Regions from separate parts of the Homo sapiens genome. Here region 2 is linked to region 1. Evidence: chromatin contacts called from ENCODE POLR2A ChIA-PET data. All regions are on one chromosome and are shown on one strand. Each heading gives the region's core, a stretch centred on a gene start or an enhancer-like site at or near the end of the contact. The rest is flanking DNA. Distances are from core to core; before and after follow the strand shown.

Region 1 (2,700 bases), core at 184-2,683:
TAAACTTCTCTTCTGAATATGGCTATTGAACAGAATAATGGGCATCAAAGTATGTCCTTCCTCACAATTTCAGAGCTCAGTTAAAGGTTCATTTAATAGAAGGGGAAAACTGGCTTTGGATGTTTACTTTAGAATATAAAAAGTCTCAGCTTGCATTATTATCATTCTTCGGGGAAAATTCATACAACATTCAGAAGCTAGTAAGAAATATTTCCTTGACTTTTCTCACTGCAGTCTGACAACGATTTGGGCAAAAGAGGTTTATATACCTGCATACACAATGGATAACCACAGTCAGTTTCTAATATTCTGTAATGCCTAAAGATAACATTGGGAGCTCACATCTATTCCAATGTAATGTGAATTTTGAGGGGTTGTAATTAGGTCCCAGTGGAGGTAATATTTAGAAAGGAACAAGGTAAAAGAAATCATCTACTGAAAGACAGTAGAGAATAAATGGCTAATAAGGCAGAGAGATTATGTGTGTGTGTGTGTGTGTGTGTGTGTGTGTGTGTGTGTGTGTGCGCGCATGCTATGACTTAAGTGCTATCTACTGAAGGTGCACTTTCCAAGAGACTGAGCAACCACTTCTAGCAATTGGTGAGATCATTTCCTATTTCCTGATATGCCAGAGAACTTTCTTCCTAATTCCTTGGGTTTTCTCAATGTTGAAATACACATCAATCATTTCTCATACTTTTTTTTGTTCACCTATTGAAAAAAAGAATAAATTCTTCATTCCCTTGTGATATTATTCAAATCATGATAAAATTAAAATGGTGGGACTAGGAGTCAGGGTGAGGGAGAAGCCAAGTAAAATTTGACATACAAAAGAAGAATCATCTCAGTAGAGATAATTTTGGGGTTAAATGCATAAAGAAAGAAGAGTATACTAGCAACTTCATGAGAGACCGCACTCAGGTTAATCTTTTCTTCTCACATATTTCTAATGCAGACTTTATCACAAAGGACCCAGCCTACCTAGTGTTAGAATCTTCCTGTTAAAATATCTATATCCTCCAACAGATGCACAAACAGCTCCTTAGGGCAGAAACTATGCCTTTATCATCTTTTCCAGTCATAAAGCATGTTCCACAACGCCTGGTAAAGAGTCTCAAATATTTGCAGAATTAGATTAAACACTTGCTTCTTTGTAGAGTGAATCAGAGAAATCTGCAGAGATATGTAGCTAATTTTATTTTAGATAGCTTTCCATACCACAAGTATGGAACCTAAGTACAGTCCTCATTCTCTTATTTGTTTGTGACATTTTAATAGTGTTTGTAACTTACGTAAGTTCAGAAAGCACAGCAAGTCTTTCTGCTTTGTGGCCACACTCAGCCCAATTAACCCTCAGGGCCCATCCACCACCAGCAAGGGCCCTTCCCCTCTCAGCTCTGTCACGAGGAAGGAACAAATGAACCCTCTCTTCACACCCCCCCACACGCTTACTCAATCATCCAACAAGTCCTGTGTTAATGCAAAGAGAACTGAAATATCTGCCTTAAAAGAGATTTTGTAAAGTTCATAAATATCTCTGGTCCAAAGTAAAAAGTGAAACATTGAATAAAGAAGCTACAGCTAAAGCACTATGGGAAGGTGAGGGGTTCAGGGGAAGGAAATCAGTTCTCAATTGAGGTGGACAGATAGAAAGAAACCAGAGGAGATTCCATCAAGGAGTTACATTTCAGCAAGGCCATAAAGGATGTACTGTCTAAAATAAGTAAGCAACTAGATCCCTAAAGAAAATAGGGGTAGGTGTGTGTGAACATCCCAAGGAGAGGCAAAGTCTTGACAAGAAAGGCTGGGTACTGGTCTGTATCCTTTGATTGCTCCAACACCATCTCATTTGACCCATAGGGTAAACACACGAGGGACAGCAGCAAGATGTACTACATAGGGCATGCCTCTATCTCTCTGGCCCTTCAAATGCATCATGGAAAGGACTCCGGGACTTCTGAAATTTTTTTTTTTTTTTTTTTTTTTTTTTTTTTTTTTTGAGACAGAGTCTCGCTCTGTCGCCCAGGCTGGAGTGCAGTGACGCAATCTCAGCTCACTGCAACCTCCGACTTCGTGGTTCAAGCGATTCTCCTGCCTCAGCCTCCCAAGTAACTGGGATTACAGGCATGTGCCACCATGCCTGACTGATTTTTGAATTTTTAGTAGAGGCGGGGTTTCACCATGTTGGCCAGGATGCTCTCAATCTCCTGACCTCATGATCTGCCCGCCTCAGCCTCCCAAAGTGCTGGGATTACAGGCGTGAGCCACTGCGCCCAGCCTTCTGAATTTTTTTCTTCTGAATACCTAGACAACTGAAGATGGTTTGAGTCCCTTCGTAAATACCTGGATCATCAGGGTTGCCCATCTGCTAAGTGATTCTGTCCCCATTATAAGCCATATATATATGGTGTGTACACATGTATGTAGATCTATACACACACACACACACACACACACATGCACATACATACACTACCATAACTAAAAAGGCAAACAGACTTGGAAAAAATGTTTGGAACAAATAGGTCAGGCAGAGAGTTAATAAATATTTTGGATCCCAAATAAAGAAAGAAGGCATAAACTCAATAGATCAAATGGGCAAGGGCAAGAATTTACACTTCATAAAACAATACATAAACTTCGTCAAAGACACATGGAGCAAAATATTTCTAATGGTCAGAGAGGATGAGAATTAAAACA
Region 2 (2,700 bases), core at 77-2,576, 220 kb before region 1:
TGTGACAATTGGTCATGAAGAATAGTGACATAAACAATGTAACATGTTATCTGAACTTAAACAAAAGGGGAAGTGGAGGGCCTGCTCCAAGAGAGAAGGCAGACACACAGGGGTGCACCTTGTCTGTTCTTATCTCCTGGCCACAGCTAATTCTGATTGAAAATGTAGAAATCTATTTGGTCTAATCTATTGTGCACAGCTTCTCTACCAGACTGGGGGACAGGGAGAGACACACTATTCATCATCCTAGGACACCACTCTCCCCCCATTAACCTCACAGAGCTTTACATGTTGAAGAGGCTTAGAAAATGACTAATGGAAAAATACCACATAAAAAAAGGATTGCTACAGACATTTAAGTCTCAAAAAATAACATATTTGCATATCTGTATTTATAGATGATTGTATAAATAGATTTATATACACATAACAAATCATAGATAAATAAGTAATCTGTATATGTAAATTTCTATACCTGCATTTTTATTTTCAAAATAGGTGAATTTTGAAGTATCTGTTTTTGGGGGCAGACTACAGCTACAGCAGAGTAATTTTTAAAATGTGCTCGATTTTCAAAATAAAAATGTTAAATCATAATAAAACTTCAAAAATTCCTGCAAAAACAAAAACGAAATGAAATGCCAAAAATAAATGCTTGGAAGCACCAAATAATCCAGTAAGTAGAAAAGATTCACTATGTATTTAATTGAATATGTGGGCCAGAAGAATGTTGGCATAGTTTTCTTTAACCATGAAGAACATAAATAAATATGCTTTAAAATTATTCCTATTCTCTACCCCTTCCAGCTCCCGTGATGTAAGGCACGTAAAACTGCAAAGGAAAAAAAAATTATATATATATATATATATATATATATATATATATATATATATATATCTTCTATTTTCAAACATACAGTTATAATATGTAAAATATTCAGAAACGTGCTCACACATACACAATGGAATTCATAATAAAGTTGAGAAAAATCTTCTCATCTCCAAAGAGAGCTCTAATAGTGAGGTATTTCCTAGAAGAAAGCAATGGCTCCTGAAATTGTGCCCTGTTGCTTTAATTCAAAGACTTCAGGATGTTTAAATAGTGTGTGTGTGTGTGTGTGTGTGTGTGTGTGTGTGTGTGTGTGTGTGTGTCTTCACCAAGAAAGAGACTGAAAGAAGAAACTTATAAAAAAAAAGTTACTTTTAAGGAGTTAGGTCTATATTCTTTTTTGTTAATGAATGTTATTGGTTTTCAATTTCAAACTATGCAAATTTTGAACTGCTTTCTTGGGGCAGACTTTACAGCTGCAGCAGAGAGCATGCCTGTCATCAGCCCAGTTGCTCAGTCACTGTCTCCATTTATAGTTGGGTTTGTAAAGTGTTCAAAATAGGAACTCTGGGTTTCTGCTGATCTTGAGTCATCAAAGAAAAGCAAAGCTTTATTCCCTCTTTCATTCAATGCCCATCTACGCTGACTTTTTTATGACTGGCATTATTGACGAGAAAAATCTGACCTTAAATTTTTTCTAGGTTCAAAATGCCTTTTCCACGTCCTCTGTAATAGAATGTTGGAGTCTTAACTGAGTATTTTTTAGGAATGTCTTGAACATACATATTTTAATAAATTGCTTAATGAGGAAACTATGTTTCTATTTAGTACTATTGGGACCACCTTCAAGCAGAAAGGTAAAGCCCCTCCACCAACAAGACAAGAATATCCAGGCTGCTTAAATTACAAAAGTAAATGACAAGTTTACCCTTTTAAAGACGAATATCCAAAAAAACAGAACAAAACAAAACACAAAAACCAACCAAACAAAAAGATACCACTCTATCCAAGAGCTTCTTGTAACTTAACAGGAAGCTAAATCTGGAACTATGAGATCCCTAGGAAACTATATTTGAGACAAATGATATGTGGAAAAGATAGCCATAAGAGTCAGGATTCAAATAAAAATGACAGCACACACCAACTAGGTCTTCTCAAGGATCTGATTTACACAGGTATTATGTACATGGCCCCATGTAATTGCAGAGGAGTCACGAAGGACAGGGAAATAATATGGAACTAGCAGAGGCAGAGCCGTCATCTCCTCTAGGTTCAGGACAAAGAGAGTACTGTGGAGGTGAAAATCTAGAGAAGGTCTGTGACCGTTCTTGACAGTCAGCTCGGAACTTCACAATCAGCAAGCCAGAGAAACATATGTGGCACAAGAGTTTATCAGTGTCTCTCAACAGAGTACTATGGTCTTCTTGAGTTTGACAGTAATGTATTTTGCTCCCTACCCGATAAATGATAACAGTGTCCTCCAGTCATTGTGACAGTTTATAAAAATGTGCCCATTCATTTCCAAACTCCCCATCAGGAGGTGGTTTCCTCTCTAGTTGAGAACCATTGGAAGTAAAATGTTAACCAAATGTCCCTGGGAATTTTTTAATCTTTATCTCTGGATCAACCTAGTTTACCAGAAAGCTATCTATCTGCATCAAATGGAATATTATCTTACGAAAAATAAAATGCTTCTTAAATCTTTCTGTGAAATTGTTACTAATGACAATACCCAATATATTGCTCAATAGCCGCTGAATAATGATTCCCTTTATTTGACACCAGATCTCTGCTTTTGTCTCTCGATTGTCTCCAGGACCATGGCCACAACTTGATATACCTTCTATGTTATGAAGACTTTAGAATTTCTG

Evidence for each region. ChIA-PET counts read pairs that join two places held with the same protein, here RNA polymerase II (POLR2A).
Region 2: POLR2A ChIA-PET joins it to region 1 with 11 read pairs in BJ. The contact joins two enhancer-like sites. POLR2A ChIA-PET finds 5 or more read pairs at or near these places in 3 of 52 experiments (BJ, WTC11 and activated CD4-positive, alpha-beta T cell).

What each region holds. Positions count from the first base shown.
Region 1 is chr3:188,384,089-188,386,788 of GRCh38, reverse strand. All of the region lies in intron 3 of LPP (LIM domain containing preferred translocation partner in lipoma), which reads right to left. Among named protein-coding and RNA genes, the nearest start is that of LPP-AS1, 180 kb to the left of the region's middle. Within about 2 kb of position 1,433, at least 4 of the 41 ENCODE cell types and tissues checked have a DNase peak (open chromatin) inside an H3K27ac peak, as active enhancers do.
Region 2 is chr3:188,605,569-188,608,268 of GRCh38, reverse strand. The region is part of intron 6 of LPP (LIM domain containing preferred translocation partner in lipoma); the gene reads right to left. LOC124906316 (a long non-coding RNA gene) reads left to right here. Exons shown (of 5, transcript XR_007096213.1): 4 at 499-676; 5 at 2,646-2,700. Among named protein-coding and RNA genes, the nearest start is that of LPP-AS1, 38 kb to the right of the region's middle. Within about 2 kb of position 1,326, at least 3 of the 41 ENCODE cell types and tissues checked have a DNase peak (open chromatin) inside an H3K27ac peak, as active enhancers do.